2 separate regions of the Homo sapiens genome follow, and region 2 is linked to region 1. Evidence: chromatin contacts called from ENCODE Hi-C data. All regions are on one chromosome and are shown on one strand. The core of a region is the stretch at or near the end of the contact, and the rest is flanking DNA. Distances in the headings are between cores, read along the strand shown. Region 1 holds the start of GSS (glutathione synthetase). Region 2 overlaps PIGU (phosphatidylinositol glycan anchor biosynthesis class U).

The links. Hi-C counts contacts between places; a loop is a spot of excess contacts on that map. Pooled maps may share reads with other maps.
Region 2: a loop to region 1 is called in a map of mammary epithelial cell, with 18 times the contacts of the local background. The contact joins the enhancer-like site here to the promoter of GSS in region 1. A Hi-C loop is called at or near these places in 3 of 168 maps with a recorded cell type or tissue (IMR-90, mammary epithelial cell and posterior vena cava) and 8 of 50 pooled maps.

What each region holds. Positions count from the first base shown.
Region 1 is chr20:34,953,080-34,959,750 of GRCh38, reverse strand. GSS (glutathione synthetase) reads left to right here and starts at 3,945. Exons shown (of 13, transcript NM_000178.4): 1 at 3,945-4,024. MYH7B (myosin heavy chain 7B) reads right to left here and starts at 3,883. Exons shown (of 45, transcript NM_020884.7): 1 at 3,744-3,883; 2 at 1,539-1,653. RefSeq lists enhancers at 3,618-3,797, 4,038-4,137.
Region 2 is chr20:34,573,664-34,580,581 of GRCh38, reverse strand. PIGU (phosphatidylinositol glycan anchor biosynthesis class U) reads left to right here. Exons shown (of 12, transcript NM_080476.5): 11 at 5,336-5,478. Among named protein-coding and RNA genes, the nearest start is that of MAP1LC3A, 18 kb to the right of the region's middle. Within about 2 kb of position 1,286, at least 13 of the 41 ENCODE cell types and tissues checked have a DNase peak (open chromatin) inside an H3K27ac peak, as active enhancers do.

The sequences.
Region 1 (6,671 bases), core at 2,696-5,195:
AATCCCAGCACTTTGGGAGGCTGAGGCAGGCAGATCACGAGGTCAGGAGTTCGAGACCAGCCTGGACAGCAAGGTGAAACCCTGTCTCCACTAAAAATACAAAAAATTAGCTGGGCATGGTGGCATGTGCCTGTAATCCCAGCTACTCGGGAGACTGAGGCAGGAGAATTGCCTGAACCCGGGAGGCAGAGGTTGCAGTGAGCCAAGATCGTGCCACTGCACTCCAGCCTGGGTGACAGAGAGAGACTCCATCTCAAAAAAAAAAAAAAGAAAGAAAGAAAAAAAATAAAATGAGGAAAGTGGGATTCGGAGAGGTGAGATGACTTCTGCACAGTCAGGATTCAAACTCAGGTCTGAGACACCAGAGGCTCAGGGCAAATCATCTCCCTCTGCTCCGGAATCTTCAGCAGGTTCCCTACAGTCCACTACATGGACTCCATCCTTGCCAGGGAGTGAGGATCCAGCAAAGGCCTGGGGCCAAAAAGACCCTGGGCAAGTTCCCCAATCCTATGTGTCTTGATCTGAGATCCCCAAGTGAGCCTGAGAAGGTCTGTGAATTCCTCCACGTAGCTGATGCAAAATTTTATACTAATGGATCTCAGACGAGTCTATAGCCTCAAAAGTAACAAACCACAGACTTGACCTGACTTAGCATGGTTTCTTATTCACCCAATGGAGATACGATTTCTACCTTGAAAGGCTGTGAAGGGATTAAATGAGGTAATTTGTGAGAAGTACTTGAAACATCCTCAGCTTTCATTAAATGTTGGTTTCCTTCTCTTTCTCTCTCCCCAAACTATTTCCATCAGTTAGCAAATATTATTGAGCATCTGCCACGTGGCAGGCACCAGTCAGGTCCTGGGGGTAAAGTGGTGAACAAGACAGACATGGCCCATTTTCATGGGGCTCACATTCTAGCAGAGGGAAACAGCAAACAAATAAAAGCAACAATTTCAGATATGAATAACTGCTATGAAGAAAATACAAGGCCGGGCACGGTGGCTCACGCCTGTAATCCCAGCACTTTGAGAGGCAGAGGCGGACGGATCACAAGGTCAGGAGTTTGAGACCAGCCTGATCAACATGGTGAAACCCTGTCTCTCCTAAAAATACAAAAATTAGCCGGGCATGGTGGCACGTGCCTGTAATCCCAGCTACTCAGGAGACTGAGGCAGGAGAATTGTTTGAACCCAGGAGACAGAGGTTGCAGTGAGCCAAGATCGCACCACTGCACTCCAGCCTGGGCAACAGAGTGAGACTCCATCTCAAAAAAAAGAAAAGGATAACGTGATAGACTTATAGGGTGGGGCAGCCTCCAGGGATGAAACATCTGAATGACCAAAGGAGCCAGTCATGCCAGGATTTTGGAGGAAAGCACCCAGGCAGAGAGTGCAGAAAGGGCAAACGCTCCCTGGAAAGATTCTTAGTCAAGAGTCCTTCACTCCCAGTCCTACCACAAACTGGGTCACCTTGAACAAGTCACGTAACTTCTGAGGCTCAGCTGCCACATCTACAAAATGGGAATAAAGACATCTTACCTGCCACATTGTGAGAGGTTTCAACCAAAGGGCTGTTAAGGTCTGGGATCCTCCCCAAATCTCACCATAGACACCTGATACTCATCACTTGGCACCCGTCTTGGAAGAGGGGAACCTGCACAGAGAACCCTGGGTCATGCTTTTGATTTTTAATTTCATGCTGCACTAGAAATAGCTTCTTTTGTTCCTGGTTGACCCAGGAGCCTCTTCCTGCCACCTGGGGCCTATTCTAGTTAACAGCTGCTTATCCCCTCAGGTACAAAAGCCAACGAGGAAAGGACATCAGGAAACATTGTTCTGGGAATAACCAGACACCTATCTGCCACCATCTCCCCCCATCCCGTGACCACACACGGGAGACTGGAGGACTCAGCCTGTCCTGTAGTCAGATAATGTACATGGTTTATTTAAAGAGTCAAAAGGGGCCGGGCGCAGTGGCTAACGCCTGTAATCCTAGCACTCTGGGAGGCTGGGGCGGGTGGATCACCTGAGCTCAAGAGTTTCAGACCAATCTGGCCAACATGGTGAAACCCTGTCTCTACCAAAAATACAAAAATTAGCCGGGTGTGGTGGTGGACGCCTGTAATCCCAGCTACTTGGGAGGCTGAGGCAGGAGAATTGCTTGAACCTGGGAAGTGGAGGTTGCAGTGAGCTGAGATCGTGCCACTGCACTCCAGCCTGGGCAACAACAACGAAAACTCCGTCTCAAAAAAAAAAAAAAAAAAAAAGAGTCAAAAGGATCTTGGTCCCTGGGTTGGGCCACTGATTTACGATCACTAGGAGTTCTCACTCCTAAATTTCTTTGATCTGTTCGCTTCGCTCCATCTCCACAGCTGCTGCACTGGCTACAGCCTCATGATCTCACATCTTAACTCTCTCTGCTTTCTCTGGCCCATCTCCCCACTTCCAAACCATTTGTCACGCTGTAACCAGTGCCTAACACACAAAACTAACCATGTCCTTCCCCTGCTTAAAGCCCTTAGCTCCTGTTGCTCAGTGGAACTGGCGTCTGAGGCTACCTCTCCAAGCCTAAGCGCCTAAGTCCTGTTGCAACCCTCAGGCCCTTCCTCATTATCCACACCAAACTCCTCAGTGTCTGTAAAACAAGCCGAGCAACCCTCAGAATTATATGCCTTCGCTGCTCGTTTGTTTTGTTTTTAGGACAGGGTCTCACGCTGTCACCCAGGCAGGAGTGCTGCAGCGTGATCTCAGCTCACAGCAGCCTCCGTCTCCGGGGCTCAAGAATTCTCACGCCGCAGCCTCCCGAGTAGCTGGGATTACAGGCACGGGCCAACACACCCGGCTAATTCTTGTATTTCTAGTAGAGACGGGGTTTCGCCATGTTGCCCAGCCTGGTCTCCAACTCCTGAGCTCAAGTAATCCACCTGCCTCGGCCTCTCAAAGTGCTGGGATTACAGGTCTGAGCCACTGCACCCAGCCAGCCTTTGCTGCTTTTGTTCCTGCAATTTGGAACACTGTCCCCATCCCAGCCTCTCACCTCTACCCCTACCTCCTTCACTACCTATACCTTCCTATCCATCCTTCAAGACCCCAAAAACCATCCCTGATTCCTTCAGAAAGGCAGTTTATTGCCTATCTTATCAGACTGAAAGCAGTGGCTGTGTCTTATTTATGGTTAATTCCCTAGAAGCTGGACTGATACATTCCATTTAACTAAAATTCGTATCAGGTGCTTCGGACTGCAGACAAGCCTATCACAACCCAGAAGGAAGAAACAGGGAAGGCACCTGGGGGCTGCCAAGCAATGAGGTGGGGGGTAGGAATCATGAATCCGCATATTTTTAAAAACTGCCCCAGATCCTGATGTAAACGGTACAAGAGAGTCTGAGAAACACAGGGCTCCCCTCAAACAGTCCTGACTTCAGCATTCCTGGAAAAATGAAAATCCTTTCCTTTTGCCTCTAATGCTTTCCCTGCTGGTATCCCAGGTTAAAAAAAAATAGATAAAATCAGGGGGATTTTTCTGGGACTTGGCTGGGCTGGGAAACAAGCCTGGGTTCTAATACAGGCTCAGCCCCTGACGTACTATGGGCCCCTGCCCCTCCTTGGGGCCTCCATTACCACGGCCACCCCCACCCTTATCAATTGTGTGCCCCTGAGGTAGTGACTGTCCCGCTCTGAGCATTAGTTTCCCCATCTTCCACTAGTCGTCGTCAGCTCTGACGCTCTATGAGCTATGCATACCCGTAGCTCCCCGCCGACCCCGATGGTCCCCTCCCCTCCTTCCCAAGGTCCATCCGCCAGGGTGCAGCCGACGCACTCCTAATGCTAAGGCCGCCCTCTCATCGACCGCCCCTTCCTGGCCTCGACTCAGCGCCAAAGGTATGGGTCTCTGCCCCGCCTGCTCTTTAAGCCTAGCCGGGGCGGTCAGCGCAAGCGCACTGGGTCGCATCGAGGCCCCGCCCCCTGAGCCTGGGTAGCGGCGCGAGGGCCGGGAGAACCGTTCGCGGAGGAAAGGCGAACTAGTAGGTTGGGGCGGCCACGGCGGCCGGCATGGGTCACGTTTCCTCGGGAGGAACGATGTGAGGGAGGGGTCTGGCAAGAGATTGGAATTCCGGAGGCCGGGAGACCTTGTGGCTGAAACCCTTCGTAGGAGCGGGGCAACTAGTGTCTAGTGAGGGGGTTGGGCTGGCGCGCACTGATCCCAGACTTTCCGGATCTTCTGCCTTTAGATCGGGCCGGTGTCGGGGCATGTAGGCCAGTGAGACTGGAGCCAGTTAGAGCTACAACGGGGAGCGATTAGGGCCAAACTTTGTCCAGGGTGGAAGCGAGCGGGCCCGTGAAGTGGGGCCAGCCTGGGCAGCCGACCGTGTCGTTGCCTCGGGGCCTTTCCAGGCACTGGCCTAAGTCCTGGCGATAAAGTGCGACCGATTTCCTTGTGGGCGTTTTGAGGCTTTCGGTGATCTGACCCGTCTGTCATTCATTCTTCATTCATTCATGTGATGAATGAATACAGTACTAAGCGCGGCTAATTACTAGGTAGAGAAGTGATCAAGACAAACACTGTTCCTACGGTACAGGGAAAAGTGATGGGCTGTAGAATGTAGAAGCCCGGGGCGGAGAACAGGGACAGCTTCCGGAACGAAATCGCGAGCCCAGATCAGGAGTGGTGGCGAGAGTTCCAAAGAGAAGACAGCACGTGCCAAGTCCTGGAAGGGGGACAGAGGCCAACATATCCTGGTCACTGAAGACACCTGACTCTGAATCTGTTTCACGCCCAGGGAAGAGATGACAGTGGCCGGGGCTAGGCTACAAACTCTGGAAATGGAGATAAATAAAGGAATTCAAAGTACTATATACTTAGGCAGCAAAATCCATAGGATTTGGGGAGAGTGAGATGTAGGAAACAAGTACTCAAGGCTTGGGTACCTGGGTGGGGTTCATCAGAGAAGAAGCAGATTTGTGGGAGACAACAACAAATTCTATTCTGGTTGTATGGAGACTCGCAGGAAAAAATTGGATATTCTAGTTTGAAGGTAGGAAAGTATTGCTGTGAAGATGTAGATTTGAATGTCATCAGCAAAACATAAATAAAGCCAAGGGAGGGTTGAGGCTGTAGAATGAGAAAAACAAAGGGCCCACTTAGCACCTTCATCTGATTTCTTTTCTTTCTTTCTTTTTTTCTTTTTTTTTTTTTTTGACAGAGCTTTGCTCTTGTTGCCCAGGCTGGAGTGCAATGGCACGATCTCGGCTCACTACAACCTCCACCTCCTGGGTTCAAGCTATTCTCCTGCCTCAGCCTCCCAAGTAGCTCGGATTACAGGCATGCGCCACCAGGCCCGGCTAATTTTGTATTTTTAGTAGAGATGGGGTTTCTCCATGTTGGTGAGGCTGGTCTCGAACTCCCGACCTCGGGTGATCCGCCTGCCTCGGCCTCACAAAGTGCTGGGATTACACGAGTGAGCCACCACACCTGGCCCATGGTGATTATCTTTATGTCTTATCCTCCTCCATATCCCCAGTACCTAGTCAAGGGAGTGGCATTAAATGCAAATCAGTGTTTGCCAACTAAATAAAAGCCCAACAGCAAACAGATGTTGGAATTTCAGAGTTGTGGAACGATGGGGGCTCATGGAGGGTTTCATTACTCTAATGTCAAGGTAATGGGTTCTTGTCCTGGCTCTGCCACTAGGCTTCTGTGTGACCTCTGACAAGTCTCCTCCTACCTATAAAGAGAGTACAGCCAAAAAATGGTCTCATGTATAGAGCTTCAAACACTGCTGATAAATTTCACACTGATTTTTCTCTTTTAATCCACACAGCAATCTTACTTGAAAGGGAAGTCGGCTGGGCGGGGTGGCTCACGCCTGTAATCCCAGCACTTTGGGAGGCCGAGAGTGGGGGATCACGAGATCGAGACCATCCTGGCTAACACGGTGAAACCCCGTCTCTACTAAAAATACAAAAAATTAGCCGGGCATGGTGGCAGGTGCCTGTAGTCCCAGCTACTCGGGAGGCTGAGGCAGGAGAATGGCATGAACCCAGGAGGCGGAGCTTGCAGTGAGCCGAGATCGTGCGGCTGCACTCCAGCCTGGGCGACAGAGCCAGACTCCGTCAAAAAAAAAAAAAAAGAAAGAAAGAGGGAGGGAGAGAGAGAGAAAGAAAGAAAAAGAAGGAAGGAAGGAAGGAAAGAAGGAGGGAAGGGAAAGGGAAAGGGAAAAGGAAGGAAGGAAAGAAGGGAAAGGGAGAAGTCGTATTATTATGGACTCAAACCCAGGTCTGTCTGTCTGTCTGACTTGAACCTTGTTCTTTACTATGATTGCCCTCATGTATGTCTCACTCAACAGGGATATTATCAGGACCCTCTTGAGATCACATGCGCATTCTTTCAAAGCATTGTGCTGAGGCTGGCAGACTTTCATAATTGGCCTGGCACTGGCTCTGTCATGGGGACAGGGGGACAGAGCTGAATGTGATGGAGGTTTCCTATTATTCTCTAACTCCCTTCCTGGGGACCACTGAGTTGGGCAACCATGTTCTGTTAAATGGCAACAGGGCAGAACAAAATTAGTGACTGTGTTTCCAGATTTTTACCCAGATCTTAAACTCCTGAGGCCTGCTGAAAAATGAATGAGTATCAGGGTGTGAGTTTGTACACCTCTGTATGTCTCT
Region 2 (6,918 bases), core at 37-2,536, 380 kb after region 1:
GCCTGCTGTGGGTGTCCAGCAAGGTGTCAAGAATGAACTAGGGAGTGCAGGCTTCAGAGGAAGTGAATCTTTGTTGTTGTTTTGGGTGTCAACCAGGAAGTGAAACTGACTAGCTGTGGGAAGCAGCCTACCTATAGGAGTGTGCCTCTGAGTGAAGGTAAACAGTGGTGTGGGCAGCTGAGCCAGGGCTACGCCTGCAGGTGATGGCCTAGTGGGGCTGTGACCCATCTGGCCTGACTGGGAGGAGGAAGCAGTGTCTTCTGTGGTGACATCCTCTCTGCACAGACAAGAGTCACCCAGTCCAGCAGGTTGAGAGTCAGCTTGGGGCCCCTCGGCAGAGTGGCCAGTGACAAACCATGAGACCACCAAAACATGGACATGCCTCAGTTTGTGATAGTGGATTTCAAGAATGTAGAATGGATTTTTGTGGTTGCCCATCCCACACTGGGCACTCTTTCTCTCTCAGTGACTGTCTTTCATCCCATTTGCTGAGCAGTCTGGAGAGTCACTTGACTCCGATTCCTGGCATTGCCATTACGAGCCCCATGTGTTCTTAGGCACATCATTTAACCTTTCTGAGCATCTGATTTTTCCATTAATCAAATAAAGAAAATAACTCATGAGTGTGTTAAGTTTGAGAAAGAATATCTGTAAATAGCACTGCAGTTAGTATCGTGAGTAATAATTATGCAGGGGAGTCTCTCACATAGTTCCGTGATCAGAGCTTCGGGCTTGGTAGCCAGAGTCATCAGAATAAACATATTTTTCAAGACGAATAAACTATTTTATGCCCTCTGGGGTGAGGAGGCACAAAGAAGAAGGATGGGGTTTCCAGAAACCTGAATGATCTAATAGTTGCTTTTGCTGGCTGGCAGGGCACATAGTCTGCAGGTTCAGGTTGTCTGAAGATCCTGCAGAGAACAGTAGCTGTCCACCTTTGCTTCACTGCTCCTGCAGCAGGGAGTACACGTGCTTGGAGAACCTGCTTGGGGCTTGACAACTGTGAATCATTATTAGCTGGGAGCAGCATCAGCCCTGGTCCTTAGGACCTATGAGTGGGATGTATGTGTTGAGACGTGTTTAAGCCTACGTTGAATATATTTAATGTGGCTAGGAATTCCATTTAAACATTAGCTGTCAGCGCTAACATGCATGCTCCCACATTCACCTTTCTGTTTTCCTGTGCAGTGGAGAGGAGAAAAGGAACGTGGCCCCTCCCTGAGTGTAGGTCCCAGACGCTGGACTCTCTGGAGCTTGGATGAGTCATACAGACGCACAATTGTGGTGTTAGGGAACAGCCTGCTGGCAGAACCCATGCCAGCCTGCATGGTACAGCAGAAGGAGCCAGTTACCAAAGGGCTGGATTTGTGTGTGTGTTTGTTTTGTTTTTATTACTATTGTATAGCGATAAAAGAATGTTGATAGATATACATATAAAGAATCATGATAAAATATATTCCCACGTGTTTTGGCACCTCGTTTAAGAAAGGGAATATCACCATGGCCTTTGAAGTCCCCAAATCCCCCCTGTTCCCCTTCTGATTGGACTGGATTTTTCAGGTGAGATTTTCTTTCCGAATGCCTGAGGCTCTGAAGGGAAAGTGGCTTGCCTGAAGTTCCAGTTCATCAATCATGGTGCCAGAGATTGGATAAGCCACCCAGTGAATGTGGTGGGGAACCTGATTCCATCTGGCCTCGCAAGTCTGATGAAGGGTGAAGCCTTTCACCTTGTTAGGCCCTGGTCACCTCTGACGCTTTCTGATGCCTGGAACAAGCTGTCCCGTACCCCAGGTCTCCAGCTCCATCTGCTCTGGCATATATAGCTTTAATCTTCTGGCCTGTCAGCCAGCAAGAGTGAATAGCAGCTCCCCATTCCTGCAGAGGTCACCACAGGCCAGAAGCCAACTGCATGCTGGTGATGGTTCTCTAGCCGCATGGGAATGTATCTTTGCAGCCCTTCGAGATAGCACCCAGAGGCTGCCAGTGAGCTTCTCTCGTCTCTTTGCACTTGGTTTCCTTCCTGTCACCCTGTCTGAAATCTGTGTCCCTGGCTGGAGGCACAGAACAAGAACCACCTGGTCTGGCAGGCTGCAAACATTTTATTTTGGGAATAGTCTGTATTCTTTTCAGCAAAATAATTTCCAGGGGATCAGAAAGAACCACTGAGAAATGTACATAGTGATGTTGGGTTAGAGGAGTGGGAAGCATTTGTTCTCCTTCTTGAGGTAGTAACATGGTTTAATAATAATAGTAATTCTCAGTGAAAACGTCCCTTTGCAAGACTCCTTGTTCCTGGGAGGTCTCAGGAGGCTTGAGTCAGGGTTTTGGCCTCTCATCTTTGAAAACCCAGAATTGAGAAACTTCAGATTAGAAAAGAGGATCTTGCAAGCCCTCCAGGCCAGTGTCCAAATTGTGGGATTTCTTAGACCACTAATGTTTCAATAAACTCGGGTGACAGATTGCCAGCTTTTTATTTTGCTGAAGACATTAAAACAATCAACTACCAGCCATTCTTCCCCATGTTATAAAATGAAGGACTTTTTAATGACAACAACAAAATGATACCTATCATTTCTCAATAAAGAATGAACTGTAACTTGAAAACATTCAGCTTTACAAAGAACTGTGAACTACCGTGTCCTGATTATTCTCCTTTTGACACAGTTGGGTGGCATCTCTGTTGCAGACTGTAAGGGGCTGCAGCTGTAATCCAGTGGTTCGCAGCCTCGACTGCATATTGGAATTACCTGGGAAGCTTTTAAAACCTCATATGGATGCCTGAACCCCACCCTAGAGACTTTGACTAGTCTGAGGGCTCTCCGTGTGATTTCATTTTGTTTTGTTTGTTTGTTTGTTTGTTTGTTTTGAGACAGAGTCTTGCTCTGTTGCTCAGGCTGGAGTGCAGTGGTGCAATCTCGGCTCACTGCAACCTCTGCCTCTCCACTTCCAGCAATTCTCGTGCCTCAGCCTCCTGAGTAGCTGGGATTATAGGCACCCGCCACCATGCCTGGCTAATTTTTGTATTTTTAGTAGAGACGGGTTTTTGCCACGTTGGCCAGGCTGGTTTCGAACTCTTGACCTCAGGTGATCTACCTGCCTCAGCCTCCCAAAGTGCTGGGATTACAGGCGTGAGCCACCATACCCGGCCGTGATTTTGTTTTGTAGCGGGAGTTGAGAATCATCTGTATCATCTAGGCCCCTTGCAATGCATGAGCCCCCAGTATAGCATCTCTACTAAGTTGTACAACTAATATAAATGGCCTAAATGTTTGGGAGTTTCTCCACCCTTTAAGTCTCTCAAAACTGTCACTTGGGAGAAGGGATTTCCTGAAGGTCAGTATCAGAGAAGAGAAGGGAACTTCCATTCATTAAGTGTCTGCTGGGAACCAGGCACAGTGCTAAGTTCTTTTTAAAAAGGTATTCTTTTAATTATTTTAAATGATATTTATTAGTTTTTAAAAATATGATAAAGATAAAGAAAAGTAACAGACAATCCTCCTGTGTGATAACCCCTAGAGAGTTAAAACGGGGGAAAAAGTACAGTGTGGTAGGCAGGGTAGTAGCCCTCCCCTCACAAAGATGTCCACGTTGTAATCCCCAGAACCTGTGAAGACATCGCCTTACATGGCAAAGGGACTTTAAGACCTTGGGAGGGGAGATTATCCTGGACAATCCAGGTGGCCCCAGTGTAATCACAAGTGTCCCTCAAAGTGGAAGAGGTGGAGGTGGGGGGAATATGGGAAATCTTCTGCCCAATTTTGCTGTGAAACTAAAACTTCCCTAAAAAATAAAGTCCACTGGGCTTCTTTGTGCATGCCTGTAGTTCCAGCTACTCAGGAGGCTGAGACAGGAGGATCCCTGGAGCCCAGGAATTCGAGGCTTCAGTGAGATATGATCCAGCCACTCCACTCCAGCTTGGGCAATGTAGTGAGATTCCATCTCAAAATAAATAGTCTATTTTAAAAAAAAGATGGAAGAGGGAGGCAGAAGAGAAGGTCTGAGTGATGCAATGTGAGAAGGCCTCAATCCACCATTGCTGGATTTGCAGCTGGAAGGGGGTCATGAACCAAGGAATGCAGGGGGCCTCTGGGTGCTGGAAAAGGCAAGCAAGGGGTTCTCCTCTAGAGATTTTAGCCTGTGAGACCCATTTTGGAACTTCTGACCTCCAGAACTGTTTAATAATAAAGAATATTATTTAAATCACTAAGTTTGTGGGAATTTGCTATAGTAGCAATGGAAAACTAATGTAGCCAGTGATATATCTGTGTCATTTTTTCACATGTCATCTTGTTTACCAAATGAAGTGTGCATTTTAGCCCCATTTTATTTTTATTTTTAAACATTTTTTATTTTTAAATTTTAAAATTTTTTTAGAGATGGGCTCTCACTATGTTGCCCAGGCTGGTCTTGAACTCCTGGGCTCAAGCAATCTTCCTACCTCAGCCTCCCAAAGTGCTGGGATTACAGGCATGATCCACCATGCCCACCCTAATTTTTAATTTTTATAAGTACATACTAGGTGTGTAGCCTCAGTTTACAGATGAGGAAGCTGAGGTCTAGAGAAACTTGCTAATAAATGCAGAGCAGGATTTTAACCAAGGTCTGTACCCGGCTGCCATGCTACACTCCTGTTTGGCTGAAGCCAGCCAGCCTGTCTGCCTCTGGATCACCCTTGAGTAGCAGGTCCTTCCTGAGACCTCAGGGAGAGCTTTCTTCCTGGTGGGATTCGGCATTCCCTTAGAGGCAAGGAGTGAGAGACGGTGTCAAAAAGAGGTCCTTTATCATCTAAGGGAGAGTTGGGAATGTTTGAAGAGCGAGGCAGGGGTCCTAAGACACCAGTTAAGGAGAATGGAAAACGTGTTCCTAAGACCCAGGACTGTGGCACCATGGAGACCCACAGTGGGGCTCTAATCGTCACGGTTCATGCTGGGGTTCCCACCCATAATCCCACATGGCCAGATGGCACCCTGCTTGGGGAGAGGGATACTCTTGGACCCTCCAAGATTAGGAGGTGAGGGGAATATCTTCCTGAAATGCCCTGTTTGGTGCCCCGAGGCACTCATGGCATTTCTAACTATAGCTGGTCTTCAGCCAGCCAAGCCCACAGTGGGAGGAAATAATCGAAATCCAGGAGCTACCACCAGCTGTGGGCATGGGGAGCCATTGACTGAGGAGTCTGGGGTTTGCTTCTTGGCACCCCAGTACCTCTGGGGGTGCTCTGCCTTTGAGCTACATGATGCTCACCTTGGGCCTCTCCATTCAGGGGGGCCATTGCAGCAGGGAAAGCATGCCAGAGAGAGCGTGTCAGGCTAACTGTAACCCTCTGTCTTTGCAGTCCTGAGAAACATCTTTGTCCTCACCTGCATCATCATCGTCTGTTCCCTGCTCTTCCCTGTCCTGTGGCACCTCTGGATTTATGCAGGAAGTGCCAACTCTAATTTCTTTTATGCCATCACACTGACCTTCAACGTTGGGCAGGTAAGAGGGACAGCATGGGGGTCAGCTTGGGGACAGGAATTCATTTTGCAGCCTCAAGCATTCAACGATGGCCTTGGATTCTGCATACCGGGGGGTGCAGACGTGAAGGAGGCACAGTTACTCCCCTCAAGTAGCTCCCAGTCAGTGAGGACGGGGAAGTAAGAGCAGTGTAAGGCTGAACCTGGCAGATATGTATTGGGCACCACACTGAACCATAGCCATGCTGTATTCTCAGCAAGCCTAGGAGACAGGGCATGTTAGCCCTACTTTACAAATGAGGGACAGAGGCTTGCAGAGGTCCTCTCTTCTCGAAGGTCATTGGAGGAGCCAAGAACAAAATTCACATAAGGCTTGATTTCTGAGGCACCCCTTTCTGTAATGGTGCCTGTGGTTCCAGCACCCATAGGGAGTAGATAGAGTGAGGGGGAGAGGGCAAGGCAAGGGGAGGAGAGGCTCTGCGGACTCTCGGGACAGCAGGAACAAAGGCAGGCAGAGGAGAAGGGGGCCGGTCTGGCTGTTGGGGAGTTGAGCATAAATTGTGTGGCTGGGAGCGGTGGAGAGGAGGCTGTGGTCACAGGCTGAGGAGTACCAGCAAGGAGCTCAGCCTTCCCCTGAGCTGGGAAGCCTGTCCCTCTGTTCCACAGAGCAGGATTCTCAATCAAAATCCTCAGAGGGAGCTTGTTAAAAATGCAGATTCCCTGTTAACAGGCTTTAAACTCTGCAATTATGTTGCAGCCGTCCCAAGTACATGGCTCTGTTTTAAAAAGCCAGGTTCTCTGATCCCACTCCCAGAAATGTTGATTCAATGTGGAATACAGGGTCAGGAATTTATATTTTTAATAAGCTCTTCCAGAGGTTCTGTGGCAGTGGGTCTAGCAAACTCTAGGTGGACTCACCCACGCTTCTTGGAAGTTCCCTCCTCCACGTGCTGCCTTCTCTCAGGTCAGGCTCTGGCCTCGTAGTGGAAGTCTTTTGAGAATCACTTGTACCATTTACCATTTCAATTGCCATTGGCACAGCCAGGCATTTCCTATGTGTAATAGCCTGGATGGGAAGCAGGCTGGCTGGAAAGACTAATGATGCCAGTGAATAATCCCCAGGGTAATTCTTGCCTCCAAGGTTAGCTGCGGGAAAAGAAAGGAGTTAGGGCTTTTTCAGTGAGTGATGGGACTGGTGTTTCCTGCATGGACATTTCTGGAGGATTAATGTTCAGCCCAGCCAGTTGTCTTGGTTTGTGAGCAGAAGAAAGAGAGATAGAGGGCCTTGTAGCCTGGGTGGGGCCCAGCCGGAGGGCCTGTTCTGTCTCTCACACTGTAGTTAGGGTTGGTGGATGCGCAGCCTCTCTTACTTCTGACCCACGCAGGCAGAATTCTGCAGGGCTCAATTGCATATCCTGAAGGAATCCAGAAGGTTGCCCTGGCTCTCCTGCCTTTCTGGGAT